Regions from separate parts of the Homo sapiens genome. Here region 1 is linked to region 2. Evidence: chromatin loops called from intact Hi-C (ENCODE). Cell type or tissue: GM12878. All regions are shown on one strand. Each heading gives the region's core, and the rest is flanking DNA. Links, peaks and the distances in the headings are about the cores only. Region 1 has its middle 140 kb from the start of CTB-30L5.1. Region 2 has its middle 56 kb from the start of SYPL1.

The links. Peaks named below come from ENCODE experiments on the same cell type or tissue, not always from the same donor. Only the 100,000 strongest peaks of a DNase experiment are listed, where the experiment ranks them.
Region 1: a loop joins it to region 2, with 4 times the contacts of the local background. A loop is called at or near these places in 20 of 110 quality-filtered maps.

What each region holds. Positions count from the first base shown.
Region 1 is chr7:106,458,010-106,466,971 of GRCh38, forward strand. No RefSeq gene overlaps it. Among named protein-coding and RNA genes, the nearest start is that of CTB-30L5.1, 140 kb to the right of the region's middle. In GM12878, for the core only: a CTCF peak has its summit at 4,567 (motif pointing left); a DNase peak (open chromatin) is centred at 4,572; H3K27ac peaks cover 240 bases.
Region 2 is chr7:106,052,132-106,061,093 of GRCh38, forward strand. No RefSeq gene overlaps it. Among named protein-coding and RNA genes, the nearest start is that of SYPL1, 56 kb to the right of the region's middle. RefSeq lists enhancers at 4,654-4,703, 5,214-5,263, 6,109-6,660, 6,344-6,503, 6,534-6,633 and a silencer at 6,974-7,093. In GM12878, for the core only: CTCF peaks have their summits at 4,982 (motif pointing right) and 5,996 (motif pointing right); DNase peaks (open chromatin) are centred at 4,990 and 6,180; H3K4me3 peaks cover 1,161 bases; H3K27ac peaks cover 3,857 bases.

The DNA.
Region 1 (8,962 bases), core at 719-8,718, 410 kb after region 2:
ATTCCTTTATTAGTTCAGTCCAGGCAGTTAACTCCTGTTCTGCTTGATATTCATGAATATTCCAGCTCTCCATGAGAGTCCTGAAAGTTTTTTCCCGTATTCTAATGTTGCAATCACCAAAGTTATCAGAAACCTGCATTCAAGTACACCTGTCAAAGTTCTATAGCTGATTATAAACCACCTTTGAAGAGGATCAAAACAAGACAACAATTGCCTATGGATGACAAAATGTCTTAGAGCAGCCACAGTCAAAAATATGACAAAGAAATTTGGTTACCTCTGTGGCATACGATAATTTAACATAACAATCATAATTATTACTGATAATGTACACTAAATCATAGAATTATAGGAGTATCTCATAATTTTGGAACACATACCAATAACACATTTATACAAATACAGCCCAAAGAAAGCCAAACACCATTTCATATTTGATAATGTTTCCTGTATGATTTTTATACCAAATAAGCCAAATTTCTCCATTGCATTAGTATACTATTAATGTCAATCCCAATTTTAAATAAAACCTTATAGACAAATCTATTCAATCTTAATCAGTTTAACCGTAAGGTAAGATTATTATAAGCTTTCCATAACCCTTTACATTATTTGTGAAAGTGCAGATCAGTGCTCTAAGAAAACCCTGTTGTACTTTTATTCCAATGTTCAATTTACAAAAAAACTGAATACTCCTTGAACTTTAGCCAATATGTTCACACACTTAATTTCTTTTACAAGATTAATTTTTCAGAAACCTTCTACAACTTGCTCAAACCTTCAGCTTTCCCCTATCTAATTTGAAACAATCCTTTAACCCTTTAATCTAGGGAAAAAAATCCACATTCCCATTCCCATGCCTTTTCATAATCTTTACCAAAAACACATTTCACTTTCTTATCCACCTTGCATGTAAAACTGTTTTTTCAGTATTCTCAAGTACATGTTACGCTGTTAACTCTTAGTAACTTTTGGTGAAAAACCTGGTTAGTAAGCGATTCTAATTATGAACTAGGTGTGGAGCCTAGAGCAGCCAGTTTTGAGCTTGCAAAGTCTTTTAAGTGCTCAAAATAATTTTTAGAGCTAACCATGACATGAACCCCAAAATTCTTGTCCTCCAGAAGGCAGATATTAAGAGAAAGCATGGCCCGGGTGATAATAAGGTCAAGCTCCCAAGGGCATACAAGACAAGAGGGAAAGCTCATTCAGTAATTTTTTTTAAGAGACCTGCAGCAAACTTTGCAACTGACCAGTTTGCTGGGCTGGCTTGAACAGCAGGCTTATAGGGTTCCTAGGCCCACATTCTATCCTAAGGTACCCCTCTTTTATGACACAACACAGAAAGACAAATTCATAGCACAAGGCACAGATTTGATACAGCTTAAGACTGGCCTTATAAATCCTTTTTCCTGTGAATCAAAACTTTGCAGAGGAGATAAACAGTCATTTTTACCATTCATTCAACTAGTTTGCATAGACAGAGAGGCCAGCAGTGTGACCGGTAAGAAACCCTTACCCTTTTGCCAGCATGTCAGGCTCCTGGGTTCCCTATCCCTAAGCAGTCCTAGTGACCCGGCTCACCCACCATATCCCTGGGGGCTAAGCCACAACACAAAGGAAAATCATGAAACCATAGGCAAAATCCTCTCAATTTTGCAAGTGGCTGCCCAACCGGCTGCCTGGGGGAACAGAATTAACATTTTCTATTCCAGCCAGAGCAAAATACCTGTGACAAAACACAGACATTAGCCACTCCACTTAGGACCCAATATTGAACTGGCAAGACTCAAATTTTTCCCCAGTTGGACTCGTCACCTTTGATCCATTCAAAGTGTGTTGGAATGATCTTCTACCAGGGGTTTCAACATGCGGTCTCTGGGCAAGATGGTTGCCCTGAGTAACAGAAAAGATAACAAAGAGAAAGTTGAGAAAGAGAGAGAAAAGCACTGCCTGCGGCAGGGTAGGGAAGGCAAGGCACTCAGGGAGGCCAGAGAAAGACCCACCCATTGCACTGAATCAAAAAGTTCAGGCGGCTGCTTGTCAGTCACAAAGGGATCTTTTCCAGCAGTCCCATCGGCTCTCAAGTTTCCTCCATCAGGGAGGAAAAGACTCCCAATGTCCCATGATCCTGTACCTGCTTAATCCTGTCACCCACAGCCATCAGCAAAGAGTGCAAGGCAGATTAATCCAAAGAGAATAGCGTATAACACCCCGTAGTGCTGAACCCATTCTTAGCAGAGAGGGATTTTACTGCGGGGAGGGGGCGGTTTCTAACCCCTTAACTCTTAGGAAGGACTCTAACCTTCCTAAGTTGGGCTTCCAACCCAAGTTTGGTCAGGTGTCCTTGCCCTTATTAAGAGGGGCCTTTAACCCCACTCTGTCTTGGGAGAAACTCTAACTCCCCTAAGCTGGGCCTCTAACCCAATCCCATCCTTTACCCAGATACCTCACCACTCACCCAAAGTCAGCTGATTGGTGCTGCGACCTGTTTCCTTTGTTGTTGGGGGGTGGGTCTCCTCAGTATCACCCCTTTGAAGTTTGCCAGGAAGATGTTATCAGAAAGGGGTCCCAATCTAGACCCCAAGAAAGGGTTTGGATCTCACCCAAGAAAGAATTTGGAGCGAGTCCATAGAGTAAAGTGAAAGCAAGTTTATTAGGAAAGTAAAGGAAGAATGAATGGCTACTCCATAGGCAGAGCAGCAGCATGGGCTGCTGTACTGATGATGCTTATTGCTACTTCTTGATTATATGCTAAACAAGGGGTACATTATTCATGAGTTTTCCAGGAAAGGGGTAGGTAATTCCCACAACTGAGGGTTTGTCTCCTTTTTAGACCATATAGGGTAACTTCCTGATGTTGCCATGGCATCTGTAAACTGTCATGGTGCTGGTGGGAGTGTCTCTTAACATGCTAACGCATGCTAAGCAGTGAGGACGACCAGAGGTCACTTTCATTGCCATCTTGGTTTTGGTGAGTTTTGGCTAGCTTCTTTGCCACATCCTGTTTTATCAGCAAGGTCTTTATGATCCGTATCTTGTGTTGACCTCCTATCTTATCCTGTGACTTAGAATGTCTAACATCCCGGGAATGCAGCCCGGTAGGTTTTAGCCTTACCTCACCCAGCCCATATTCAAAATGGAGTTGCTCTGATTCAAACGCCTGTGACAGTTTGAGCCATAAAGATAGCTCAAGCTTGTACCAAGTGGCCATAGAAGATTTTCCAAAGGCCAGAGCCACCTCCATTCCGAGTCACTTACGTTGGTCACCAAATTATTAACTCAAAATATGTGAGACAGGTCTTCATCAATTTAGAAAGTTTATTTTGCCAAAGTTAAGGATGCATGCCCATAACACAGCCTCAGGAGGTCCTGACGATATATGCTCAAGGTAGTCAGGGCACAGCTTGGTTTCATACATTTTAGGGAGACATGAGACATCAATCAATATATGTAAGATGTACATTGGTTCTGTCCAGAAAGGTGAGGGCGGGGGGGTGGTGCTTCCAGGTCATAAGTAGGTGAGAGACAAATAACCATTGGTTTCTCAATAACCATTTGCATTGAGTTTCTGATTAGCCTTTCAGAAGGAGGCAATCAGATACGCATTTATTTCAGTGAGCAGAGGGATGACTCTGAATAGAATGGGAGGCAGTTTTGCCTTAAGCAATTTCCAGCTTGACTTTTTTCTTTAGTGTAGTGATTTGGGGGTCCCAAGAGTTATTTTCCTTTCACAGCAGCAACACTGCGGGTCTACCTGAGAGGTTAGGCAAAGCATCGTGCGGGATTTAGGGTTTGCCAGATACAGACAGGGAAGAACATTCTAGATAGAGGAAACAGAGTATGCAGAGTTGTGAAAAATCAGGCATGTTTGGTGAACTGCTAAATGTCTGTGTTACTGAATTAATAAGTATGTGTGTGTGGGTGTGTTTGTGCAAGTGTGTGTTTGTCGGCCACGTTGGAAAAGGCTTGTGTGTCAAGCATTGAAGGTTTCATTTGGTCCCATAGCCAGTGAGATGGGTTTTTAAGCAGGAGAATGGCATGGTCGGCTCTGACGTGTAGGAAGGCAACTCGAGTGGCTGCAGGTTGGAAGGCTGGAGGCAGGGAGGACAGTTAGGAGCACTTGCAGTAGTCCCAGAAATTGCAAAGGACATCAGTCTTAAGGTGGGCCCAGCTCAACAGTGACAGGGCTTATGGGCACGAGAAAAGAAGACACCAGCTATAAATGGTTCAGTTGATTGACAGATGCAGAAGACTGAAAATTCCTCAGTGGTGGAAGTTGTCCCTGGGGCTTCCATACAAGGCCTTTTCCACCAGGACTCAAGCAAGCTGCGTGTTCAGGAAGATCATTAGGAAGTGGTCAAAGAGATTTTTTTTCTTTCTTTCAAAGAAACAGGAAAACATGTAAGAAATGCTCTTAAACCACTGGGTCTCTTAGCAAGTGTAACTTCTGGTCAGAGAGGTGTACCACACAGGGGTATTAGTTGGAGAAAGGATATTTATTTCCCTTTAGCTGAAGAAATTTCTGTATTGCTTTCATACTAGAATTTTTTTTTTCTGCAATTAATCTGCCACCTCGTGGCCTAATGAGAAATTTCAATTTCCATAGCTTGGAGAGGGAGGATTGAAGAAGCAGAAGTCAACACTCTTTCACTTAATAGAAACATCGACATACTACTGACTGCCAGCACAGGAGTGCTTTCCTCTAACTATATAATGCCCTTTTTACCTGCTATTCAAAGGGTGTTTTGTGATTTCCCAAAAACTCAAAAAATAACGAGGAAGTGCTTGACTCATAGACACTTCATACACGTGTATGTTTTTGACTCCACAAAATGAAAACTAGAATATGGTTCTTGTATTTTAATGGGAAAAGAAAATGTCCTAAAAGCTATACAACTTTATAAGATTAATTTCAACTTCTAAAATATTGCTTAAAATAATAAAGTGAATTTGCAAATATAGATAAAACCTGGACACTGAGCAAACACCCATTAAGCTAAAATGAAAAATGAACACAAGCAGATTGATGGGACTGCTTTTCTGTGGCTGAGTCATAAACCTGTATGTAATAATTGATCTTCTTGAGAAACTGAGAGGGCTGCTTTTGTGAGAGATGGGTGATCTTTGAATCAGATCACTTCTTGGATTCTACACAGATCAAATAAGCCATCCTGAAATGTGTCCCTAAGTCAGAAGTGCGGTGCAGCAAGGAGGGTAAGAAGACCAGCACTGGGTTGGACTGTCACCTGCTGGGTCAGGCCTTTAACCTTTCAGTTGCTGGATAATAGGGAGGTGGGGAGTCCCAGAGGAGGATGGGGGAGGGGCACTAGAAAGCCAGACAAGTGCAGATGCCTGTTGCTCTTAGTTCAATCTACTCTGGCCCTCAGAAAGGCTGTCTAAAGAAGATGTCTTTTAATAGGTACATTCGCCTAGTACAATACTTAAGAGTATAAAATCGTTAACATAAGATGTGGTCAGAGTTTATTTTTGCTCTTTTGTGAAGCAGCTGTGTGCAAAGCAAATTAAAAGCATAAATACAACTTTAAAAGAATATTTAAACCATCTAGGTACTAATAGATTTCCCTAAGTTTCCATTTCCATATCTTTCTGTAATGATTTTCCTAAGTTTCCATTTCCGTAATTCTGACTACACAACTGTCATTAATTCTTTAAAAAAGTCAATCATTTTGTTTTCTAGATCCAAACGTATTGTTCGTACATAGTGTTAATTTAGTGTCCTCCTTTCTAATAGTAATACTTAGAATTTGTTATATATCTTAAGTAATTGGCAGGTAAACTTCTTTCTGAACAGAAAACTATTTCTTATAGGATTTACTTGGTAACAGTTTGTTAGCAACAAGTCTCAATGACTCTTTCACATAAGAAAGAAATGCAATGTCTTTGAAACATTGTATGCTTCTGACTTTTTAAAACTAATTTAAAATACTGGCTTATCCCAGTCCAGATTTTATTATTATTGTTATTGTTATCATTTATTTTATTGGCAATGTATCAAGGAAAGTGAGAGCCAGAAGAAAACTGAAAAGTAATTGAGTATACCCAGCTGCTATTTGAGTCAACTCATGTCCTGAATACCTAGTTTGATTTTGATCCACATTGATGGAAAGGTAAAGGAAACCAACTAATCTATGAAGGATCATGTGGAGAGTGAGTGTTACACAAATCATACGGAAACAAAAGTGATCACTCTTGGATACTTCCAGACAGAGAAGCTGATGCAGCAGGCATGGCTGCAGGGCCAACAAAGATGGCAGATGCTAGAGTTGGGCCCAGGAGGCAGGGATGAAGGTAAGTGGGGCTGTCACAAGTAAACAGAGGGAAAGAACAGTGTACACCCAGGAGAGAGAACCAAGGATCACATGGTTTAGCTTTGGGAAGGACGCCAGATAATTACATGACCCAATCACTTCTTTCAGAGGGAGGATGGGGGCTGTGGGAAAGGATTGTGCTGGTGAGGGAGGAGGTCACACAACTTCTGTTTTCAGCCATGTAAATGAAGTGAAAATTGGGTGGTGACCTGAAAAGTGGTAGAACAGCAGTTCTCCACCTTAGCTGCATATGAGAATTACTTGGGGAGCTTTGAAAAATCCTAATGCACAGATTCCTCATCTGACTCTGAGAGTGGGACCCAGGCATCCTATCTTTTAGAGCTGTTTAGGTGATTTCAATGTATAGTGACAGTTGCGAATCACTAGTGTAGAAAACATACTTGTGAGATTTCTAGCCCTGAGCAGATAGGCTATGTGACCTCAGAAGAGGAGATGAGACCTAGCTATTGGCCTGCCTTTCTCAGCTCCATAGAAAAAAAGTACTCTAACTCGGAGGCTCAGCTTTCAGTAGCACTTGACTAATTCTGACCAGGCCCAGGACTATATTAGGAGCTCAGTTCTCATCAGCTGGTGGGGAAGCTGGAATGAATTTTGTTGCCCACAATTCTACCCCTGGGCAGCCCCATTCTCAGAGAGCTGTAACATTTCCTCCTGCCTCCTGACTTTCAGATTTTGGGTTTCATTCCTCTACCTGCTGGAACTAGAACTAAGCTAAGCCTTCCAGCCAACTGTGCTGGTCCTGCCTCCTCCCTAGAGCTGGACTGTGACCCCTTATCATGGCTGCTGGCTAAAGGCCGGCCTGCACCCTGGTGGATCTCACCATCAGCTTACCTTCTTGAACAACTGTGGTATCAATTCTAGCATGGAAAGAGTTGAGGTCACAGAGTCCTTGGGGACAATGGGACTTGCACTGCTGGCCCTCTCTCACTGGTGCCAGTCTTATGGCTAGGTTACTTTCTGGAGACTGAACATCCCAGTTGTTGGCCACCTCTCCTTTCCCACTGTCCACTGTTGCCTCAACACTGAAGACAAATGGTCAGAGCTCAAGCAGCCAGATCAAAATTGTGCCACCCCACTGGTAGGAGGATAACATCTCACTCCTCAGGGCATTCAGATGTTTTGGAGATTGAGAAGTCTGTTGGGAATCTATTTAACACACAGTATTCCTCCATGAACCCATCACCTGGAATCATCAAGAAGGCTTCTGAAGGAAGGAAAGGGATGGGGTAACAAGATGTGAGTTATGAAGGTATTTGGAAGAATTGGAAAGGAGAGGGGTGCTCAGCTTAGAGAATTGTTTACAGCAACATTGGCAAAAGCATGGCAGTCGAGGCTCTGCTGCATCTTCCCATACCCACAGCACATGTCACCCATCAACTTCAACATCCTCACCTGCTGCACTTGGCCTGGGCTTTAAATCGCTCAATCTAGCTTTCCAGGTTTTGCTACGAATCAATCAGAAAACCGTCAGCCATCCTGGGTCTAAATGAAGAAGCACATTTCTTCATCAGGGCCACCAACACAGTATAGGCATTCATGGTTGAGAGGAGGTCAGAACAGGAAACCAGAGAAGAAGCCTGTGTTATGGAGAAGTAAACTCATTTCTCAAGGTTTTGTAGTAAAATTTAATACTTTATTTATTAAATTATGCCCAATTCACACAATTCTCTCCTTTTTGCTAATTCCTCATTTTCCCCAGTGCCATTTCCCTTAAGTGTGGTCTCTCTCATAATCCTCCCAACCCCTCTTTCTTTTTTTTAAATTGACTAGTGTGCTATTGAGGTGAAAATAAAAATGGCTGCCTGGAAACCCCTCCTGACCCCAGGCAACCCGCCAAGTTGAGACCAAGGACAGAAAAGGCAACTGGGGAGTCATGTGACTTAGGAGTGCCTCTCCATGCTGAGTAGCCATTTGTCCCCATTTGAATCTAATTTGTGATCGTTTTCCAACCCCTGCAAATACTTTAGATTCTGCAGGCACCAAATGTTCCCTGGCATGTCAAACAAAAACACAAGAATAGAACAGAAGGTTGACATTTCACCCAACCCTATGGAACAGAAAAGAAAAATATTAGAAGCTAAAAGATTGCTTTCAGTGCATGCAGTTCTGGGAAGGTTAAATCAGATTAAATGTTCTTACCTCCCTTTAAAATCGACCCAAGTACAGCATGGTTTCTATTCCTGATTAAAGCTCGTCCCGTATCTCCAACTGTTGGCAAAACACTTGGAGGCACTTGGATAGTCTATTGTTACCTATGCATGTTATCAGTATTCTCCTAGTCACCCCGAATTGAAACCTCAGAGCCATCATTGATGTTCTTTTCTTCTTAATCTGTGGCATCTAACTGCATCAATGTCCAACAGATTCTCCTCTCAAAATGTCTGTAGATCAACTCTCTTTATTGCTTCATTCTTAGATTACTGCAGCCACTTGATCTGACAGCCTCCAGCTTCAACTCCCTCCATTGCTAGACCAATAGTCCTAAAACTCAACTTTCCCCTTTCTAATATCCCTCTCAATAACCTCCCATGGATTCCCAAGCTGACATACAAAGCCTAAAACTCCTTAGGCTGTTATGCAAACCCTCGATAATAGACCACTATATTTCCTAT
Region 2 (8,962 bases), core at 652-8,651:
TTACAACACAATATAACATAGCTATATGAACATATACACAGGAAAATACACACCTGGCAAAATGTTATGAGACATTACCAACCTTTATTGTGTGTGAGGAACTGTGATATCTTTTTATTCTATTCTATTTGTTCTATTCTATCCAAAATGATGTTCATGAATTTTGCAGCCCACTAGTGGATGGCAAATGTCATTTTGAAAAACACTGAAGGGCCAGGCGTGGTGGCTCACACTTGTAATCCCAGCACTTTGGGAGACCGAGATAGGTGGATCACTTGAGGCCAGGAGTTCAAGACCAGCCTGGCCAACATGGCAAAATCTCGTCTCTACTAAAAATACAAAAATTAGGTGGGCATTGCACACCTGTAACCCCAACTACTCGGGAGGCTGAAGCAGGAGAATCGCTTGAACCCGAGAGGTGGAGTTTGCAGTGAGCTGAGATCGTGCCACTATCCTCCAGCCTGAGTGACAAAAGTGCATCTCCATCTCAAAAAAAAAAGAAAAGAAAAACACTGAAAGTAAAAAAGGGAAGACAGCTAACACTGCAGGAAAAAGTTACAATCAAATCTTATTTTGAATGCATTCAGGGAACCCTCTATTTAGATCACCAAGGTAAATTCTTCTGTAAATCAAATCAATCTATTCTTAATTTGTATTTAAGAAGACCAAGCCTTCTACTTTGGGGCTTGTTTAAAGCAAAATCCACCTTACTTGCCAAGTCAGGTCTGTAGCCATTTTTGCATGGTCCGTGAACTAAGAATGATTTTAAATGAAAAAAAAATCAAAAGAATAATTTCACAATACATGAAAATTATATAAATTCAGATTTCAGTGTGTCTATTCATTGGATCACAGACATTCGTTTGCATATTTTCTATGGCTGTTTTTGCATTAGAGGAGAGTTGAGTCTCTGTTTTAGAGGCTAAATGGTCTGCAAAACCTAAAATGTTTACTGTCCAGCCTTTACAGAGTTTGCCAACCTCTGGGTTAAAGTGTGGTATTTCTTATGCTGAGGTTGGAGTGACCCCCAAATAAATGGTTTTGCTGGTGAGGAGCCTTCAAAGGGCTGGCTGAATGAGAATGCCTGGCCTTCCAGAGCCTTCTTTGGCCAGCAGGAGCATCTGTGTGATGCCACTGTGCAGTGAACTCATCTTAACCGCATGAATGGGCGAGCAGCTGTCCAGCAGCTGCCCAGAGACCCAGACCGGCTCTCAGGTACTGTGTGGCCTGGCTGAGGGCATCTGGGGGCGGGGCAGGGGCTCAGTGGGTGCAGCCCTTGAAAAATTCACCAGAATTAGACTCTGATGTCTCCATTTGATCTTTTCTTCCCTCCTTGTCTTGCCTTTTCAAAAGGCGACTCTTTTCTGTGGCCTTTTCTTCTTTCTTTTGGCTTATATGATCCCTGCATCATTATTTCCCAAAAAAGAATGTGGCAAAGTAACTTTTTGAAATATTAATGAACCCCCTTTTTCCTTTTTTCCCCTCCCTCCCTCTCTCTCTCCCTTGTTTCCTTCCTTCCTTCCCTCCCTCCCTCCTTCCCTCCCTCCCTCCTTCCCTTCTTTCTGGCAAGGTCTTGCTCTGTCACCCAGGCAGGAGTACAGTGGTGCAATCACAACTCATTGCAGTCTCGATCTCCCAGGCTCAAGTGATCTTCCTGCCTCATTTTAAATTTTTCTGTAGAGACAAGGTCTCAATATGTTGCCCAGGCTGGTCTCAAACTCCTGGGCTCAAGTGATCCTCCCACCTTGGCCTCCCAAAATGCTGAGATTACAGGTGTGAGCCACTGTGCCTGGCCCGTCTTTTTTTTATTTTACCTCTCCTTTCCTCAAACTCTCTGCCTCCTCAGTGAAGCAGCTAGGCTGTTCTGTCCTCCTGTTTCAGGGGAGTAAGGGGTTGGGCAGGGAGTTTTTCTGTCTTAACTTCAGGGAGGCCTGAGAATTCTCAGCAGAAATTGTTTCAGCGAACATCAAAATAGAGCAAGACTTCTCCCACCTCCTTGAGGTGGGTAGGGAAGCAGAGAGGGATGCTCAGTGCAGAGGAATCAGTGAGTGAGGGGAAAAGACATAGCATCTGAAGACACAGAGGCCAGCACTCAGGACCTCCATCAGAGGACCACGTGAAAGGCAGGTTCAAGTCCACCTTGACCACTCAGCCTCCATTGCAGTCGGTGGCATCTAGTGCCACTGGCTGGCCTTCCTTCACTGTGGTGGGGATTTCTTTCTGCAGCAGCCAGTACTTCCTTGGTGACTCCATACAGAGCATGACACCGTCCCAGCCTCCAGCTTTGGTTCTTTCCCCATCTGACATGCCCTAGGAATTCACTGCCTTTGCAGTTTCACTGGATCTGAGTTAATCCAAGAGATAGACAAAGGGGTATTGAGTGAACAAGATGACCAGCACATCCTAGGTTCCCAGAGTTCCCAAAGCTGGGTTGAGACCTCACAGGCCGGGCTGGTGGTAATGCCCAGGGTGTGTGTGTGTGTGTGTGTGTGTTCGTTCCTTGGCACTCACATATGTTTGTGTGTCTGTGAGGCTGTGTGATGGGATCTGGGAACTGGTGGAGGATGAGAATAAAGGATGGAGCGCTAAGGAGTCAGGCAGGCAAAAACAACCCCCACACACCATGCGGGTGTATGCCTCCCGGGTCCCATGCACCTGGGTATGTGAACCCTGCCACCCTCCTGCACAAGAGCCCAGTCTACTGTGCCTGAAGAGGCTGGACCTGACGCCGGCCTTCCCTTTGCTTCATTTGTGAGATGCCGGCTAGTCCAGTCTGACTTCAGGAGAGCATCTCTGGCTTTTCTGCTCCATTCCTAGTTTTGGTTCTTCCTTAGGAGGCCCCGCAATGGAGGGAGGAATAGAGCAGAGAAGAGGCGGCATTTCCTCATCTCCCCACACTCTGGCCTAGGACCTTGTGATGACTTTCTCTAATTTCAGAGGTGGAGACAGACTTCTTCCAGCCCCCTCCTGTGAAGGGACAGTGGGGCCAACTTCCTTTCCTCTCCTGTGCCAGGTCTTAAAAGCCTGACCTGCATTTTGCAGAAGTCAGGACCGGCTTGAGTTCAATTACAGTAGATTGCTTGATCTCATTTATTTTCTCCTGTATGCTTGAAGTTAGGACAGCTTTAATTTGAAATGGAAATTTATGCAAATACTATGTAAATTAGGTCATTCCCAGATTAACTGGGGGAAAAAATCTGGTCGCCTTAGCAGGCACCATCTGTTCCCTCCTCATTCTTTCCATATCTGAACCCCACCCCCCCTTTCCCAATCAACTTTGAAACTTGTTTTCCTGTGGCTGAGAAGAGAGATCGTTCAAGGGAAGGAAACTAATCCCCCATCAGTTTTCCAGGTGGGTCGTTCCAATGTCTGTTTTGCGGTGAGAAGAGGCTCAGGTGAGAGGCTGGGAAGACTTCAGGGTTGGCTCCGGGTTAATGGTTGCCACACTCCACACATGTGCCGCCTCCTCCTTGTTCCTCTCTTTTCTCTTGGCCTCCGCTTCTCTTAGGATTCTTTTCCTCCTTCTCTTTGCCTGAAGTCTTCTAATGGCACCCAGAAGCCTTCTTCCTCCCTCTTGTGGCAGTCGGAGTAGAAGGGCTTTGGGGTTTTGCAATACCCCCAGAGTTCTTGGGAACTTTTGGGTCCATGTGGGTATTGGTTGGGAGGCTCAGGGCCCAAGCAGGAGGCTCTGTCCCACCCCATGGCTGCAGCTCACGCCTATGGAGCAGGGACAGCTTCAGTCCTGCTCTGTGAAGGCAAGAAAGCCAGGAGCCTCAGAAAAGCTATGGATGTGAGGGAAGCAGGGGGCCCCAGCTTCGTCATTCCGCATCGTTTTCTCCTTTAAGGGGACAAAAGTGAGAAGACTTCCCAGCGATTCATTCGCTCCTCCATCCTGCAAGGAAGCAGAGCCACAGTTGCCCCACCAGGAAGAAGCAACTTGAGGCCGGGTGCGGTGGCACACACCTGTAGGTCAGGAGTTTGAGACCAGCCTGGCCAACATAATGAAACCCTGTCTCTACTAAAAATACAAAAATTAGCTGGGCGTGGTGGCGGCCACCTGTAATCCCAACTACTCGGGAGGCTGAGGCAGGAGAATCACTTGAACCCAGGAGACGGAGGTTGCAGTGAGCTGAGATTGCACCACTGTACTCCAGCCTGGGTGACAGAGCAAGACTCCATCTCAAAAAAATAATAAATAAAAATAAAGAAGCAATTTGAGGGATACTTTTGTTGCTGTTAGCCACTGAGTTTTTTTTTTTTTTTTTTTTTTTAACAGTCTCATACTGTTGCCCAGGCTGGAGTGCAGTGGCATGATCTCAGCAACCTCCACCTCCCAGGTTCAAGTGATTCTCCTTGCCTCAGCCTCCCAAGTAGTTGGGATTACAGCTGCCTGCCACCACACCCGGCTAATTTATTTAGTATTTTTAGTAGAGATAGGGTTTCACTATGTTGGCCAGGCTGGTCTTGAACTTCTGACCTCAGGTGATCCATCCATCCCAGCCTCCCAAAGTGCTGGGATTACAGGCATGAGACACCACGCCCGGCCTAGCCACTGAGATTTTTGAGGCTATTTGTTATTGCAGCAAAACTTAATGAGAGCTTACTACTACACCCTCTCATCTTCCTCAATCTCTCCTCAAAGCTGCCTCAAAATTTAAAAAATTCTTTTATATACTCATGTGATACTTTCTCGCTTTAGGCCAAGTGAAAATAAAGGCATCTTCATAAACATTTGCTTTTTTTCTTGGTTCATGATATGACTGTACAAACTGCACTTGTGTATACGGCTTTAAACCCAGACTTCAGGCAGGGGGAACAGTCAGTGCAAAGGCCCCCAAGGCAGGGACGTCAGGAGTCCATGTGGCTTGGTCAGAGTAAGAAGGTGGGAGAGTGGTAGGGAGTGAGGCTCATGGAGTGAGAGGTGGGCAGTGTGGACCTGAGCATGGGCCCCAGAGAAGGTGCAGTTTCAGGACAGAAGCACAAGGTGGCACCGTGACACTCCCCTCAGTCACTGTGGACCGCATGTGCGGTGGTAGAGAAGACACATCTTCTTATCCTCCAAAATGGCTCTGCCAGGGAATGAAAGTCCAGCCGACTCCAGCAAATTAGAAACTGTACTCTTAGGACTGGAAAAGCTTTCGAGACCTCTCAATCAGGGAGGTTTCCATGTGGGGTCCATGATGCCTATGCATGGACTCCAGGACCCAGGGGATCCCCTGAATTGCAGTGTGCTTTTCAGGAGAAACCTCCAACATTTTCACTCCAAGGGGTCTATGACCCAAAAAAGGTGAAGAACCTCTGACTACCACTGGTGCTCCCACCAAGGCCAGACTTGACAAGAACTTCCTCAGCAACAGGCAGCCCCGGCCAATTCCACATTATTACCAGGTGCCTGGAGACCTGTGAGTCCTTTGCTATCTCAGTGGAGGCACCCAGTAATGCTTGGAACCGCTGGGCCTGAGGACACTCGGGCTCTCCTTCCAGAAACTAGAGCTTTTGTGAGGGGCCAGCAAATTTGCATACGTGCACCCGTGCACACACGCACACACCCCTCTCTCCACTGTCTTTAGATTGAAGAAATCACATCTTCTGCACATGAACGTCCTGTTGGTTCTCAAAGGTGCCTGGATGTTTCTGTGATAAGTAAAATATGATTGCACAATGTGGTTACTGAATTTGCAGTCACTTTGATCATTATATAGTTTCTCACCCACTGGATGTTTTATAGAAGTCTAATATAGAATTGATCTAATTGAAGTTTAATATATATTCGACTCTATGTGTCCAATATAATGAATGGGGCAGGGAGTCTGTCAGATATTTTGAGCTAAATGAGAAACTTCATAATCAAAATGGTGGGAGCCACAGTCTGGTGAAAGGGAGGGGTCGTGAGTGATGTCTGATGGCCAACAGGTGAGCTGGGACGGCGCAGGGGGCGCGGTGGGGGCAGGACAGGAAGCTGCGTGGGCAGCAGGTGGAGGGTGTGAGCAGAAGTGAGACTGGAGCCTGTGGGGTTGCTCAAGTGGAACTGCAGAAGGAGATCAAGAATGAGGGAAGATGCAAATTTTTAATTCAGCATCTTCTAAAAAAAAGTCCCAGAAATGACTGTATTTGCTATTGGTGTTTTAAAATATCCATTAAATACCACATTTGCCAGCATCACTTCTCTTATCCCGGCTGCTCTAGCAGCCTGAATTCTGCCTTTTTCTTCCCTGAGAGCTGGGCTCAGGGAACCCGCGTATCGACCTCAGGGGGTCAGGCCTGCAGGTGGGTGGCTCCCCTGGGACTCTTTAAAACCAAACCCCGAGCAGAAAGGAGAGGCTGAGGTTTGGGGCTCCTTTAAAGGCCTCCTCTCAGCTTGTCTCCAGTTCACTGCCTAAGAATGTCCTCCAGACACAGGCTCTGAGGCCAGAGCTATTGAATATTTATCAAGGCCTCCTGGCAGACGTGGGAGACTGAGAACAGGAAAATCAGGCCCAGGCGGGCATCTGTGGAGCCTGCCTGGGTGCTAGCCAGATGCTGCAAGATTCAAGTTGCCCGTTGACTCTGCAGAGCCTGCCCCGCCCTGTCCTCCCTCCTCGGGGAGGCGTGCATGGGCCTGGCTGCTGTCAGGGTGTTTGCTTCTTGTCACCATCCTCCATACTGACTTCCATTGCAAGCCCTGCCCCACTGTGGCTCCATTGTCTGCAGTGGCCTGGGCTGACCAGCTCAGCCTGGAGCCCTGCCCTGGGACGATGCGGGCTAACACAGTGACACAAAGCCCTGCTTTGTGGCCCTGACAGGAGGATTTATCATTAGCTGTGAGATGGTCCCTGGCAGATCCTGGCATGTGGTGAGCAGACAGATCTGTGCTGATCACAGTATTTTGAGTACCCCCAGTTGAATACAGCATCTGGGGCCCTCAAATCTGCCACATGGATCTTATGGCTTCAGGCTCACTGGCACCTTTTGTGTTGGCCGAAGTACGGGTAGGGGGTAGATTAGGAGCACTAGCTTGTACCCAGTGACGTCTGGGGGCTGGTTTACAGGAAAGGCACCCTAAGGTTGTGCAGGCCCTGACATGTGGTCCTCCTGGCATCTGGGGACAGCATGTCAGGTTTGGGGTCTGCCCATCCTTGCCTTGGGCACAGGTCCCCAAACAACAGCAGCATCCCTGTGGGTGGGATATCTGACCAGCAGAAAATGGAAGTGAATATCTCTTTGATCTTGGAGTGAGGAAGAATTTCTTAAAAATAACACACCAAAAAATCACAAATCATAAAAAAGAAAGATTCATGATTTCAACCACGTTAAATTTAAGAACCTTGGTTCATCACAGGTATTTTAAAGAAACTCAGAAGATAAGCCACAAGCTGGGAAAAGATATGTGTAGCACTTAAGTGACAAAGGATTAGCTTCAAGAATATATCGAGTCCTGAATGCCTGGTGGGGTGGAGGGAGTGGGAAATAGACAGATAGTTCAGAAGAAAAATGGGAAAAAAATATGAATAGGCATTTGACAGAAGAGGCAACACATAGGGCCAGTCAACATAGGGATGTGCTAACCTAGTCAGTGTCCAGGAAATTGCAAAACAGGCAGTGAGATCCATTTCCTCCAGTCTGTTTCCTCCAGTCTCTCTCCGGGGCCTGGAGATGCTCCTTGGATGGTTCTCAGTGGCCCTGGTCCTCTCCCTGGGAAGCCTGGCCTGTCAGGCTCTGCAGAGCCCTCTGTTTTGTCCTTCCCCCAATATCCTCCCACTCAGAGCCTGAGTCTGCCCCTGCCCCTTCCCTTCCTGTCCTCACCAATGGCGAGTGTGGCAGATCCTCCAGTTTCTAGAAACACCTCCTCACTCCATCTTCATCCTTTCCTTTGATGTTTCCCCAGGTCTTATCCGGCCAGGTGGGCTTTAGGGAACATTTTTCTTCCCCCTTTGAAGCCAGGGTCTCGCTCTGTTGCCCAGGCTGGAGTGCAGTGGCACAATCTCGGCTCACTGCAGCCTCCGCCTCCCAGGTTCCAGCAATTCTTCTGCCTCAGCCTCCCAAGTAGCTGGGATTACAGGCATGCGCCACCACGCCTGGGTAATTTTTGTATTTTTAGTAGAGACGGGGTTTTGCCATGTTGGCCAGGCTGGTCTTGGACTCCTGACCTCAGGTGATCCACCCACCTCGGCCTCCCAAAGTGCTAGGATTACAGGCATGAGCCACTGCACCCGGCCTAGAGAGCATATTTTCAATCAGAAAAGTAGTTCGCTGCACCTCACAAGCCCAACACTGAGTTCCAGGAGGACCTCAGGACAGGCTATTGATGGTACGGTAAACATGGCTGACAACTAGCACGTTCTAGACCAAGTTCAGGTAGAAAGGGACTCCCTCAGCTGGCCACAAAGCTACCCTCTCCCTAGTGTGCAGCCTTATCAGGCTATTGTCCAAGGCAAAAGCTGTGTGTAACAAGCAGCCCACGCAGCCTGCAGCCAGGTCTGCCAAGGCACCTTTCCTAAGGGGCTGCCCATGTGGCCCGCTCACGCAGGATCTTGCTGGCACTCTTCCTTGGGAGCTTACCTTGTTTGGAAACCTTTCCTGGTTAGCCTTTAAGAGCCTCAACAGGCAGCTGAAAGCATGTCCTGAAATGCCTGAACTCATACTTGGAATGAGAACTAGCTACAGCTTAGTATGCCATGAACGTTTGCATCACTTGTTGTCCAATAAATCTGCGGTCCCCAACCTTTCTGGCACCAGGGACCAGTTTCATGGAAGACAATTTTTCCATGAACAAGGAGGATGGGGTGGTTTTGGGATGAAACTGTTCCACCTCAGATCATCAGGCATTAGATTCTCATAAGGAGTGCACAACCTAGATCCCTCGCATGCACCGTTCGCAGTAGGGTTTGTGCTCCTATGAGAATCTAATGCTGCCATGATCTGACAGGAGGTGGAGCTCAGGCAGCAACGCGCACTCACCCACTGCTCACCTCCTGCTGTGTGT